Regions from separate parts of the Mus musculus genome. Here region 2 is linked to region 1. A link is a loop called in an ENCODE intact Hi-C map of the cell type or tissue named here. Cell type or tissue: left cerebral cortex. All regions are shown on one strand. Links, peaks and the distances in the headings refer to the core of each region. The heading gives the core; the rest is flanking DNA.

Evidence for each region. A loop is a pair of places that touch in the nucleus more often than their neighbours do. Peaks named below come from ENCODE experiments on the same cell type or tissue, not always from the same donor. Only the 100,000 strongest peaks of a DNase experiment are listed, where the experiment ranks them.
Region 2: a loop joins it to region 1, with 4 times the contacts of the local background. A loop is called at or near these places in 15 of 42 quality-filtered maps.

What each region holds. Positions count from the first base shown.
Region 1 is chr2:132,312,663-132,319,717 of GRCm38, forward strand. No RefSeq gene overlaps it. Among named protein-coding and RNA genes, the nearest start is that of Gm46766, 53 kb to the left of the region's middle. In left cerebral cortex, for the core only: CTCF peaks have their summits at 1,566 (motif pointing left) and 3,523 (motif pointing right); a DNase peak (open chromatin) is centred at 3,558.
Region 2 is chr2:132,258,981-132,266,035 of GRCm38, forward strand. It overlaps Cds2 (CDP-diacylglycerol synthase (phosphatidate cytidylyltransferase) 2), which reads left to right and starts at 4,168. Exons shown (of 13, transcript NM_138651.7): 1 at 4,168-4,517. The coding sequence starts at 4,464. It overlaps Gm46766 (a long non-coding RNA gene), which reads left to right and starts at 4,524. Exons shown (of 2, transcript XR_001783482.2): 1 at 4,524-4,760. In left cerebral cortex, for the core only: a CTCF peak has its summit at 3,982; DNase peaks (open chromatin) are centred at 4,112, 4,975 and 5,474; H3K4me3 peaks cover 2,234 bases; H3K27ac peaks cover 1,370 bases.

The DNA of each region.
Region 1 (7,055 bases), core at 1,274-6,273:
CACCATTGTTTTATAAAAACCTCATTCTGTGGTTCTAATATGCATCAACGGGTGAGTAAAAATGGTTGACTCTCCTTGCAGTGAAGGCAGTTTTCTTACCACCTCCACGGTGGCTGCCCCCCCCCAACCCCCTGCTGGGACATCCCCAGGATGCTCTGATGTGACCCTTCTGGTGTAGTGATGCTCTTCAGGCCAGTGGGGGCCCCTGGTATAGAGTGATGCCCATCTCTGGTACCTCTGCCAACTCCTTCCTGTACCTCAGACTTGATTTTTCTTGCAGAATTAAGTGTCGAGAATGTTTCTCACCCGTCTCCTGTCTCTCCTTTAGCCTCCTGGCCTTCCTTTGCCCCAAATTTCTCTTCTTTATTTTTCAGAAGACAGACTGTTCCCCGAGTCCCCCTACTGCTGTGCTGGCCTTTGTCTAGATATATGTTTATCCTTTTGGAGTTTCCCATCCTGTCTGTAGTTGCATGTATGCAAGTGCATTAGAGGGGCTGTGCATGGGGCTATGCTTGCTAAGAGGCAGCTGTGCCCTCCTGTACATTCAAGGGTTCCCTCACCAAGGCTGCCATGGTTTACCATGGTGGTCACTATGCAGAGGACCCAAGCAGGAGCTCTGTGGATGCCAGGTGCTCTCCCAGGGAGAAAGAGGGGAGCCACAGGACAGAGAGGGGGAATAGGACAGAGAGAGAGCATAAGAAGAGAGGGGGGCATAGGATGCAGAGGGGGCATAGGACAGAGGGACATAGGAGGCAGAGGGGTCATAGGACAGTGAGGGGGGCATAGGACAGAGGGACATAGGATGCAGAGGGGTCATAGGACAGTGAGGGGGGCATAGGACAGAGGCGGGCATAGGATAAAGAGGGGGTATAGGACAGAGGGGCGTAAGACCGAGAGGGGGTCGATAGGACAGAGAGGGGGCGTTGGACGGAGAGGGGGCCATAGGACAGAGGGGGCCATAGGACAGGGGGCATAGGACAGAGAGGGGTCCATAGGACAGAGGAGCATAAGATGGGAGGGGAGGCATAGGACAGAGGGGGCCATAGGACAGGGGGCATAGGACAGAGAGGGGTCCATAGGACAGGAGCATAAGATGGGAGGGGAGGCATAGGATAGAGGGGGCCATAGGACAGGGGGCATAGGACAGAGAGGGGGCCATAGGACAGAGGGGGGTCATAGAACAGAGGGGATGGCATAGGGCAGAGAGGGGTTCTCTTGGCACAAGCACAGGAAAGCAGATGGTGTCTGAAAAAGCATTAAGGTTAAGTGTGGTGCTTGCTGGTAGTCAAGACACCTGGGGGGGGGGGTGAGGAGCAGAGGATGATGAGTCTGAGGTGGTTCCTGGCTGAGTGGGACACCCTGTCTCTAAAGGTCATGGAATGTTAAACATCCAGTTTCCTATAGAAATGTTTCAGGCTGGCGAGATGGCTCAGCAGGTGAGAGCACTGACTGCTCTTCCAAAGGTCCTGAGTTCAATTCCCAGCAACCACACGGTGGCTCACAACCATCCGTAATGAGATCTGATGCCCTCTTCTGGTGCGTCTGAGGACAGCAACAATATACTTGGATATAATAATAAATAAATCTTAAAAAAGAAAAAGAATGTTTCTTTTGTACTTTTTCTGCTTCATTACCAGGCTGCATCGGAGCCTTGATTGGGGGCTCTCCTCTCAGAGGCCGCCCCACAGTTCCTGGAGAGGTCATTTGGACGTGGACGCCTTTTTTCTGGAAAGCTGTCCTCTCCCTTTCCTTCCTAACACTGCCACCATCTTTAGTTCATTCATAATTTTGTGTTGTTCTAAAACTTTTTTTAATCATACAGATTTCTTTAAAGTCACAGACTATACAAATTGGTCCTACTAAGCTTAAGGCAGAGTGTCTTCAGATGGCGTATATCCAGCACTTAGACGCTTCCACAGAAGGTGTTTATTTTTCCATTTAAAGATCTATTATTAGCTTGTTTACAAGTAATGTCAAGGGTTTGAGGTTGGGTCTTTTTATGTCATCGACACTAAAGGTTTTGTTTAAATATTAAATCTTGCCCAATTATTTAAGTAGAAAGAGGGGGAAAAAAAAACCATGAATGGCTGTCAAGGAATCACTCACCCCACAGGTGCAGACCTTTCACAGTGTGACAAAGGGAGGGACTTCAGCATGTCTGTGTGCTGCCTGTCAAATGGTCACCTGTACTCAGCACAAGCTGTCTGTCTATCTAGCTACCTGCCCATCTGATTTATCTGTATCAGTCACTTTTCTGTTTGTTATGATAAGACACCATGAGAACAGCAACTTGTAGATGAAGAATTCATTTGGGCTTACAGTTGCAGAGGGGTAAGAAAGAGTCCAGGATGGAGGGGCGGCAGCAGGCGGCAGCCATGGTGGCTGGAGCAGAAGCTAATGGCTCACAAGCACAAGGCAGAGACAGGGAATTGGTAATGGTGTGTGGCTTTGAAACCTTTTAGCCCACCGTAGTGACAGACTTCCTCCACTAGGGCCACACCTAAACCGTACTAACCGGGGACCGAGTGTTCAAACATCCGAGTCCATGGTGGGTGGTTCTCATTCAGATCACCACACTGTCCGTCATCTAGTATGTATGTATGTATGTATGTATGTATGTAAGCATGTATGTATCCACCCAACTACATATCAGTTATTTATCTACCTACTTACCTATCATCTACCTATCCACCTACCTATCATCTATTTATCTATCTATTGTCCGACCTATCTATCTAATTATTATTTATCTATGTACGTGCCTACTTAACCTACCTATCATCTGTGTACCCTCTTACCTATCATACATTATCCATCTGCCTGCCTGCCTGCCTACGTTCTTACCTAAAAAGGTATCTGATTCTCCAAAGTAAGAAGACACCCAGAAAGCCAAGTAGAGAGAACCAGAGGGACCTGCTGGGGTGAGAAGTCGGGTTACACGATTGAATTTGGTTAGTGGATAGATGAGTGTTTATAGCAATAAAAGAAGTGTTTTGTTTTGTATGGAGTCCTCGATACACAGAAGAATTCTTGAGAAGTGGCCACCTTTAATCCTGACTATTTGTAAAGGAGAATGGCCTGGGGGTACATGCCAGGTCGTCTATCTCTGAGCTACATTCTCATTTCCTATACGATTTTTATACACATGTACAATTTTATAATATGTGCAATTTTGAGAGGCCCTGTAGTAGATTGGAGAACAAGAAATGCCTCCCTTCTGCCTCTGCCTGCCCCATCTTCCATTTGATGGAAATGCTGTCCCTGGTCTCTGCAGTTTGAGAGGCCTGAGTAAAACTCAGTTCCTATATGCATGCATGAGTGTTACAGCAATTAATGAAAAAAAAAAAAAGACCACACATTTGAAAGAGAGCAAGAGGTGGTATACGGGAGGGTTTGGAGTGAGAAAAGGGAAGGGGAAATGATGTGAGTATCTAAAAAAAACCATAACAGTAATAACAATAAACTCCAAACCAGCCAACCAAATCAAAACTGCAGTACTCTTTGCAGTCAGGCAGTGCTGCCAAAAGCCCAGGAGAGGGCAGCAGTGAACCAGGAGTCAGGCTCAAGCGCTCCAGCTCAGGACACAGTTGAGTAAGATCCAGGCCCAACCTCACTGTTTTCTTCTGCGTTGATGAGACTGCTCAACCACTTAGCCTCCTCTGCATGAAGCAGAGGTAGCTGAGAAAATATGCAAAGCCCTGCTCCAGTTGCTAGCAGCCGATAGTCACTGGCCAGAAGCTTCTGTTTGTCATGGGATCAGCGTGGTCTGAGGAGTGAATGCCTTTCTATGCAAAAGAAAGAACTGGCCTCAGTATTCCAGGGAAATTGGTGCTGTATTGCAACTGTTTGCACCCAGAAGGAATGTTTTGTCTCGGGAACAGAGAGGAGGGCAGGCTATAACTACCAGAGCTGACTTAGCTCAGGCAGCCTAGGGCGCATTAGGATGCCACCTGAACATCTCATGGCCTTGTTCCGATTCCCAGCCAGTGCTGGGCCTCCCTCACAGATCTCCTTGCACACCTGTAGAGGTGGAATGGCTTGTCCTTTCTGTTTCAGTTGGGGGATTGCTGACTGGCTGTGTGGCACTGGGCAGGTTACTAGCCCTGTCTGTGCTACCCCTTCTTCAGTGTAAAATGAGTAATGCAGTGTCTACCTGCATTAGTTATATTTCCTCATGGTATAATGCAGAGGCTCTCAACCTCCCTACTGCTGTGACCCTGTAATACAGTTCCTCATTGTGGTGGTTTGAAGAGGTTTGGATCCATAGATTCATGTGTTTCAATATTTGGCCAAGAGATTGGCACTATTAAGAGGTATGGCCTTGGGCTGGAGAGATGGCTCAGCGGTTAAGAGCACTGACTGTTCTTCCAGAGGTCCTGAATTCAATTCCCAGCAACTACATGGTGGCTCACAACCATCTGTAAAGGGATCTGATGCCCTCTTCTGGTGTGTCTAAAGATGGCTACAGTTTATTCGTCATATATATATATATATATATATATATATATATATAAAATAAAAATTAAAAAAAAGAGAGGTATGGCCTTAGCCAGGCAGTGGTGGCACACGACTTTAATCCTAGCACTTAGGAGGCAAAGGCAGGCAGATTTCTGAGTTCAAGACCAGCCTGGTCTACAGAGTGAGTTCCAGGACAGCCAGGGTTTATACAGAGAAATCTGTCTCAAAAAAAAAAAAAAAAAAAAAAAAAAGGTGTGGCCTTGTTGGAGTGGGTGTGGCCTTGCTGGTGGAAGTGTGTCACAGTATAGACAGTCTTTGAGGTCTCATAAATAAGTTCAAGCTACACCCAGTGCACAACAGAGTCTCCCCTGGCTGCCTGAGGAAGACAGTCTCTTCTACTGCCTTCTGATGAAGATGTAGAACTCTCAGCTCCTCCAGCACCAAGTTTGCCTGCATGCTGCCATGCTTCCTACCATGATGATAGTGAACTAAACTTCTGAGACTGTAAGCCAGCCCCAGTTAAATGTTTGCTTTTGTCTAACTAAGGAAGTGAAAGATCTGTATGACAAGAACTTCATGTCTCTGAAGAAAGAAATTAAAGAAGATCTCAGAAGATGGAAAGATCTCCATGCTCATGGATCGGCAGGATCAATATAGTAAAAATGGCTATCTTGCCAAAAGCAATCTACAGATTCAATGCAATCCCCATCAAAATTCCAACTCAATTCTTCAACGAATTAGAAAGGGCAATCGGCAGATTCATCTGGAATAACAAAAAACCTAGGATAGCAAAAACTCTTCTCAAGGATAAAAGAACCTCTGGTGGAATCACCATGCCCGACCTAAAACTGTACTACAGAGCAATTGTGATAAAAACTGCATGGTACTGGTATAGCGACAGACAAGTAGACCAATGGAACAGAATTGAAGACCCAGAGATGAACCCACACACCTATGGTCACTTGATCTTTGACAAGGGAGCTAAAACCATCCAGTGGAAAAAAGACAGCATTTTCAACAAATGGTGCTGGCACAACTGGCTGTTATCATGTAGAAGATTGCGAATTGATCCATTCCTATCTCCTTGTACTAAGGTCAAATCTAAGTGGATTAAGGAACTCCACATAAAACCAGAGAAACTGAAATTTATAGAGGAGAAAGTAGGGAAAAGCCTCGAAGATATGGGTACAGGGGAAAAATTCCTGAATAGAACAGCAATGGCTTGTGCTGTAAGATCGAGAATCGATAAATGGGACCTCATAAAATTGCAAAGCTTCTGCAAGGCAAAAGACACCGTCAATAAGATAAAAAGACCACCAACAGATTGGGAAAGGATCTTTACCTATCCCAAATCGGACAGGGGACTAATATCCAATATATATAAAGAACTCAAGAAGGTAGACTCCATAAAATCAAATAACCCCATTAAAAATGGGGCTCAGAACTGAAAAAGGTTTCTCACCTGAGGAATACCGAATGGCAGAGAAGCACCTGAAAAAATGTTCAACATCCTTAGTCATCAGGGAAATGCAAATCAAAACAACCCTGAGATTCCACCTCACACCAGTCAGAATGGCTAAGATGAAAAATTCAGGTGACAGCAGATGCTGGCGAGGATGTGGAGAAAGAGGAACACTCCTCCATTGTTGGTGGGATTGCAAGCTTGTACAACCACTCTGGAAATCAGTCTGGTGGTTCCTCAGAAAATTGGACATAGTACTACTGGAAGATCCAGCAATACCTCTTCTGGGCATATATCCAGAAGATGCCCCAACCGGTAAGAAGGACACATGCTCCAGTATGTTCATAGCAGCCTTATTTATAATAGCCAGAAGCTGGAAAGAACCCAGATGCCCCTCAACAGAGGAATGGATACAGAAAATGTGGTACATTTACACAATGGAGTACTACTCAGCTATTTAAAAGAATGAATTTATGAAATTCCTAGGCAAATGGATGGACCTGGAGGGCATCATCCTGAGTGAGGTAACCCAATCACAAAGGAACTCTCACAATATGTACTCACTGATAAGTGGATATTAGCCCAGAAACTTAGGATACCCAAGATATAAGATACAATTTGCTAAACACATTAAACTCAAGAGAACGAAGACCAAAGTGTGGACACTTTGCCCCTTCTTAGAATAGGAAACAAAACACCCATGGAAGGAGTTACAGAGACAAAATTTGGAAGTGTGACGAAAGGATGGACCATCTAATGATTGCCATATCCAGAGATCCATCCCATGATCAGCTTCCAAACGCTGACACCATTGCATACACTAGCAAGATTTTGCTGAAAGGACCCAGATATAGCTGTCTCTTGTGAGACTATGCCGGGGCCTAGCAAACACAGAAGTGGATGCTCACAGTCAGCTATTGAATGGACCACAGGGCCCCCAATGGAGGAACTAGAGAAAGCACCCAAGGAACTAAAGGGAACTGCAACCCTATAGGTGGAACAACAATATGAACTAAGCAGTACCCTGGAGCTCTTGTCTCTAGCTGCATATGTATCAAAAGATGGCCTAGTTGGCCATCACTGCAAAGAGAGGCCCATTGGACTTGCAAACTTTATATGCCCCAGTACAGGGGAA
Region 2 (7,055 bases), core at 1,145-6,144, 54 kb before region 1:
GAGAAACCCTGTCTCGAAAAACCAAAAAGAAAAAAGAAAAAGGAAAAACAAAACAAAACAAACAAACAAAAAAAAACCCCATTGGAGTCTGTCTCAATTCTTGGGGGACTGTCCAGGTCATAATAATAACCAGTAGAGTTGTTAAGTTATTAACATTTCAAAACCATTATAGAAAGCTTGTTTGCAGTTCTGGACTTTCCTTCAGTAAGAGAAAGGGAACTTTACTAAAAATTCAGAAAGGCCTGGCTTTCAGAATCAAAGTCTAATGTTAGTATATGTGTGAAAATATTGTTTGGCACTCAACAAACATATGCATTCCCTAGAGATATGTTTTAACCTCCTATATGAAGACGTTGCATGTGGGAGTATAAAAGGCCGTGCTTTGTCAGGGTTGGGGATGACGCCCATCATCCCTGGTGTAATTTTATGGTGGGAATTTAGAAATAAATATCAAAAGTCTTAGAATGTGGGGCTGTGGATGTGGTTCAAGTTGCACATATACAGGAAGTCATGAGTCCTGTCCCCAGCACTGCATAAACCTAGAACTTAAGCACACACCTTTAATCCCAGTTCTCAGGAGGCAGAGGTAGGTGGACCTCTGAGTTTGAGGCCAGCCTGGTCTACAAAGTGAGTATCAGGACAGCCAAGGCTACACAGAAGAACTCTATCTCAAAATACTGACACCCCTCCCTTCAAACAAAACAACAAAACGCAACGACAACCACACAAACCTAGGATTTAGGATGATGAGGCTGGAGGTGTTAGTGGACAGCAGCAAGAGGGAGGGGCAGGAGAGAGTGAACATGATGAACCACTGGTCAGTGGCCTCCAACAAGCCTAGGCCTGTGAGTGATGTTAGGTAGGCAGCAACTCTTTACTGTTGACCATACCTAGCCTTCCTGATAGTTCTTTAATAAACTTATGATAAGGAATTGTTCACTGACAAATTATTCTTGTAAGAAGAGGTTCGGTATACCTATTTAGGGAATTTGGCAATTTTCACGCCACTTCATCGTGTGTGTGTGTGTGTGTGTGTGTGTGTGTGTGTGTGTGTGAGAATATCGAGATCAGGGTTGAGGTTAGATGATGTGTTCCTATAATGCCAGCATATGGGAGGCAGAGGCAGAGGCAGGAAGATTGCATGAGTTTGAGGCTTGCCTTCACTATAGAGTCTAGAGAACTTGTTGGGAAAGGAAGAAAGAAAGAGAGAGAAAGAAAGAAAGAAAGGAAGGAAGGAAGGAAGGAAGGAAGGAAGAAAACAGGAGGTGTTTAATTATGAAGTGACATTATTAAACCCAATAATAGTAACTGCCTCTTACACTGGGTTTGTAATCAGCCTGGATATTCTGGGAGACTGGAATCCCAAGTTCTATTAATGAACACAATATTTAAAAATTAAGGAATTAACCAGGAGGTGTAATGAAGGGAAAACGTAATAAAATACACCTGAGGGCTGGAGACAATTATCGTTCAGTGGTTAAGGGCACTTGTTGCTGATGCAGAGGACTCGGGGTTGATTCTCAGCACCCCCATGATTGCTCACAACCATCTGTAACTCCAGTTCCAGGGGAATCTAAAAACCTCTTCTGATTTTGACCTCTACAGGGATCAGGCACATATACTTGGAAGAATAATAAATCTAAGAAGAAATTTTATAATGAAAAATTTACAAGAAAGAAATTTACAAAATGCCTGAGTCCTGGAAGAAAAGATTCCAGAGAAAAAACTAAATATAATGAGCAGGAAACAAACAAACAACCCAAACCAACCAACCAATCAATGAGAACCAACCAACCAACCAACCAATGAGAACCAACCAATGAGAACCAACCAATGAGAACCAACCCCAAGGAACAGAGGAAGCACATGAAGGATGACAGGAACATTTTTTACTTTTCTTTCTGCTATTGAAGGCGAGGCATTAAAGTTGAAGTGCTATTAGCATGGTTTCTAGAATGTCCGGTTAATGGAGTCCTGCTCCCTACCACACTGATTTTAGGGATGCATTTGGTTTGCGCTCAGTTAGGTTTGATGATGCTAAGTGAGAACCTTGTTCAGGCCGAGTCGGAAGGCATTATCTCACTGAGTACACACCTCATCGAGTTTCATGACTCTGATTTATATCGATTGATTTCCAGGTCTTGGTTTATTTCTGTGTGTGGGTGTTTTGTCTCTATGTGCATCTGTGCACTATGTGTGTAGCTGGTGCCCTCAGAGGCTAGACGAGGAGGTTGAATCCCCTAGGACTGTAGTCTCAGACAGTTACGGGCTCCCATGTGTGGCTGAGAATTTAGCTCAGGTCCTCTGGAAGAACAGCCAGCTCTCCTAGTCACTGAGCCATCTCTCCAGTCCTGTATTATTTTTAAAGATAATATTTTATTTTATTTTTTGTATGCATGTGACTGTATGAGTTACGTGTACACGTGTACCATGTAATTGCAGACGATCCTAGAGGCCAGAGGAGGGACTTGAGTCCCTTGGAACCAGAATTATGGGCAGTTCGTCCTGTATGGGTGCTGAGAACCAAACCTCCTTCCTCTGCAAGAGCAATAAGTGCGCCTAACCATTGAACCATTTCTCTAGCCATGTATTCTGGTCTCAAACTTGCTCCAAGGAACTTGACGCCCTTAATTATCAGAAAATAGTCACATGATATTATCACCACCCTTCACCTCTATCCTTTTTCTTTTCCTTTCCTACATAGTGATAGGGTGTTGAAAGGGTGGAAGAAGAGGGTGGAGAAGGGTAGAAGAAAGAAAAAAGCCCACAAAGTAGCCAAAGTCTGGCTTCAAAAGGTATTTATTTCTAACAGAACAAAGCAAAAACCCAAACCCAACAAAACCAGCAAACACCAGTAGAGGAACAAGAGCACCCAAGCATTTGTGCAAAGCTGTTAAATAGCAAATAAAATGCAAAGACCAGAGGGCTGAAGTTTGTCTAAGTATTTTGCTGTTAATTTGAAACATCATAACAAGAATTTGAGAATGTAAGTCTTTTTCAGAACTCTTCCTATTTTCTGAAAACTCACAGCTCTGGTCAAAATCTCTAAAAGGAACCTGACCCTTGGTGTGGAAGACTTCTTTGAGATTGCAATCTGGCTAAGGACTGGGAGCCCTGTTTTGCATGAGAACAATGCTGGAACAGCACCCATAATACTGAATTCAGGCAGCATATGTGAACATTGGTTACAGCGTGGTAACAAACGTCTGAGTTCTAATTCTTACTCGTACCCTTGTAGCTGCTGGCTAAATGCTTAAACTAGGTCAGGAATAGAGGGAGGGGCTCCATAGGAAACATTCCTTTCAGCCCAAAGGTTTTCAAAGAATTAGATGTGGGTGTTAACTTACTCACAGAAGTTGTGGTTAACAAGAGCCAAACCTGAGGGTTTTTTTTTTTTTTTGAACGATTTATTTTTATACATGAGTACACTGTAGCTGACTTCTGATACACCAGAAGAGGGCGTAAGATCTCATTACGGGTGGTTGTGAGTCACCATGTGGTTGCTGGGATTTGAACTCAGGACCTTTGGAAGAGCAGTCAGTGTTCTTACCCACTGAACCATCTCGCTAGCCCATAGGTCCTGAGTTCTACCTTCAGCACAAAACAAGACAAAAACTTAAGACAAGCAATATCTTGGATGATGTTACTTGCAGATATCATATCCATTTCTAAGTGTTTTTTGTTGTGGTTGTTTGTTTTTTGATACAGGGTCTCAGTAGCAGTGGAACAGGTTACATAGATCAGATCCACTTGCCTTTGTCTCTGGAGTGCTGTGAACAAAAAAGGTGTGTGATTGGGACGAGACTATTTCTGAGTTCGGTGCTTAGACAGAATCAGTGCTCACTAAGTTACCAGCGACCATGGCTTGGCAAGGCAAAGTGAGCTGAAACAGGTTTCACCTCCTGCTATGATGTTCAGAGGTCCACCTGGTCTCTTCGTTTGGACTCCCAAGCTGAGAGCAGCAAGTCTAGGCCGCTACGAGGCGCTGTTGTCCCCCGGTAACAGGTTACCTTCTGGACCCAGCACTCGCGCGCGGGGACTTGCGGTAGGACGCAAGGACCCCATTGGTTCACTCTGCTCTTTTTCTCCCGCCCCCTCTAGGTTTTGTCCAATGAGTGTCTCGAACTCCGCTCACGCCCCCACCCCCGCCAGGCTGCCCCGCCTCCTGGCGTCTGGGGTTCCAGGCGGAGATGGCGGCAGTGCGCGTGCGCGCTGGCTCGCAGCTTCCCGGGAGGAGGAGCGAGCGGCCGCTGGGGAAACAGCGGCTCCGCTCTCCGGGCAAGGGCGGCGGCAGCGGTGCTGGGCGGGGCCGGGCTCGGGGCTAGTGGCGCTGCTGCAGGGGCTGTGCGAGGCACGGTGGGGCTGCGAGGTGCTCGGGCCCGCCGAGAGCCCGTGCTCACTGAGCCGACCCCCGCGGCCACCGTGCTGCTCACTCGGGGTGACGTCGCGCCGGGGTCCCCAGCATGACCGAACTACGGCAGAGGGTTGTCCGCGAGGACGCACCTCCGGAGGACAAGGTAGAGGCATCGTTAAGTGCGGAGGGGCGCGCCGGCAGCCTCGCCCTCTGACCTTTATCGCGGCCCTGGGTACCAGGCCTGGGTTGCGCAGAGGGTCGGCGGGTGTCTTTTGCTTGTGGGGACAGCGGTCTGCGGGCGCGGGGAGTAGCGCGTGAGCTCTGGAGGGTCTTCGCCTTCCCTAGGCCTTCCCGATGTGGACGCTGGACACCCCACAGACCTTGCTTGGGGCCCGGAGAGCGCGATGTAGGCTCACCGCTTGCTTTACAAGTATTGCTGTTGATTGGGGAATGGGGGAGGACTCAGGCCATAGCATTTGTCTCCTGGGAGATTAAAACCTTCTTTTGAACTTGATTAAAACATTAAATCTGTTGGTTCTATCAGAGAGGAGTCTTGATCCACTCCGTGAGAGGGCGGGTTAGTGAGCAGGTGTGTGCTCCCAATGGTGGGTTTGTTTACTGCGCCAAGTGTGGGCATTGATGGGGTAAAGGAGGAAGGTAAGGAGGAGGCCATTTTGGCAGGGACACAGCCAATGTGGGGGCGCTCCTTTGGTTGAAAGTGCGAGGTTTGTGTGAAGTTGAGAAAGGTGGAGGGTGGTTGTTTTACTGTGGACATTGAATGACGGACCGTATTTGTGGTTCGGATCAGTGAGTGATGAGTAGAACCGGCTGAGGTAGCCTGGACCAGAATGATGGAGACTGGTTAAGTCAGAGATTGTCAGCTTGTGACCTGCAGAAGCTCTCGTACGTAGGCCTGCGTGCTGATACGGAAATAAGGGTTCCGTTGAAGGTCTGTTTCTAGCCTGTCTTCAATAAAGGAGGAGGATATGCCGCGTTTCCCCTGATTAATAGTTGACAGAGTTTAGTATCTTTGTTTGCTTGTTCGAGACTGGGTTTCTCTTTGTAGCCCTGGCTGTCCTGGAACTTGATCTGTAGATCAGGCTGGCCTCCATCCCAGAGATCCTTCTGAGTGCTGGGACTAAAGGCACCCCACCCCCCAATGCTGTTTAAGGAAACAGCATCAAGCCTAAGCACCCACGTTTGACATCAGAACTTTTGTTTTAGATAGAATCTCTCTAGGAAGCCCTGCTAGCTAGTTTGGACCTCCTCCACCTCTGCCTATCCTGTGCTGTATAAAGGCACTAGCCCCCTAGCCAGCTTGTACCTTTTTACTGTGTTTGAATTGGTTAGAACATCAGGAAGGAAACAAGCGTAAGCCTTAGGGTCAGTATGCCAACAGTAATTTTACTAGGAAGAATAGTTCAGATGAAAGATAAAGGGTTTAAACAACTCTGTTACAGTTGTAGACAGTGGGTCATCAGAGGAGAACTCTCTTCCTTTGGAGAAGGTCTAGGGCTGAGGTCCAGATTTGAGGAGTACCTTGCAAAGACAATACTTAGAAATCGCTAATCTTCCCCGAGGATAGTGGATTGGCCCTGAAGAAAACTGTGTTCTGAATATTCTTTGGTGGGTTTGAATGCCACCTTGTCTAATTAAGGGTGACTTGAAGGTGTGAGAAGGGGGAGAAGAAAGAAAGAAGGTCTAGCTGGGTCATGCCTGTGGTCCCAGCAGAGGCAGTGGCAGGTGGATCTCTGAATCCTCTAAACCCAGCCTGGTCTACAGAGCAAGTTCCGGGACAGCCAGGGCTACGTAGAGAAACCCAGTCTCAAACAAAACCAACCAACCAGTCGAAGTCTGATAGCTGTTGGAATACATCTTCACACAGGTATTTACTGTAACAATTAGACAAGACAAAACAACTGTGATATTAGTAGGGGCGAGGCAGCTTTTACTCTCCCCACCCAGCTCTTTGGCTCCATTCCCCAAACGTAAAGTGTCAGTTGACTCTTAACATTCACTTCCATATTTTAGGTTGAGGAGCTGTCCAGCCTTAGTAATTACAAGTGCATTTAAACCACGTGTACAGTGAAAGAACCTTGTGGTTGGTTGTGAGGTCTGCTAGGCGTATGCTCCCTAAAACATAACAGTTACGCATTCTGCTTAAAAGATTGTTGTAGGCAATCGGCCCACGCCGAGTAGTGATTACTTACTGTTTCTGAATTGTCGTGCATAGGATTTTTAATAGCATAAATACAAATATTAAAAAATAAGTATTTTTTTAATAAATGAAAAAAATTTAATTTTCTTTCTTTCTTTCTTTCTCTCTTTCTTTCTTTCTTTCTTTCTTTTTTTTTTTTGTTGTTGTTATTTTGAGACAGGGTTTCTCTGTATAGCCCTGGCTGTCCTGGAACTCACTTTGTAGACCAGGGTGGCCTCGAACTCAGAAATCCGCCTGCCTCTGCCTCCCAAGTGCTGGGATTAAAGGCATGTGCCACCACCGCCCGAAAAAATTTTTAAAAGTTATTTAAAAATTAAAAAAAATGTGCTTAGGAAACAGTGAAATGCCTTTTTTTTTTTTGATGAATATATGTAGCAAAAATTTTAAAATCTGAATTCTTTTTTTTTTTTTTTTTTTCCCTTTTTTTTTGAGACAGGGTTTCTCTGTGTAGTCCTGGCTGTCCTGGAACTCACTTTGTAGACC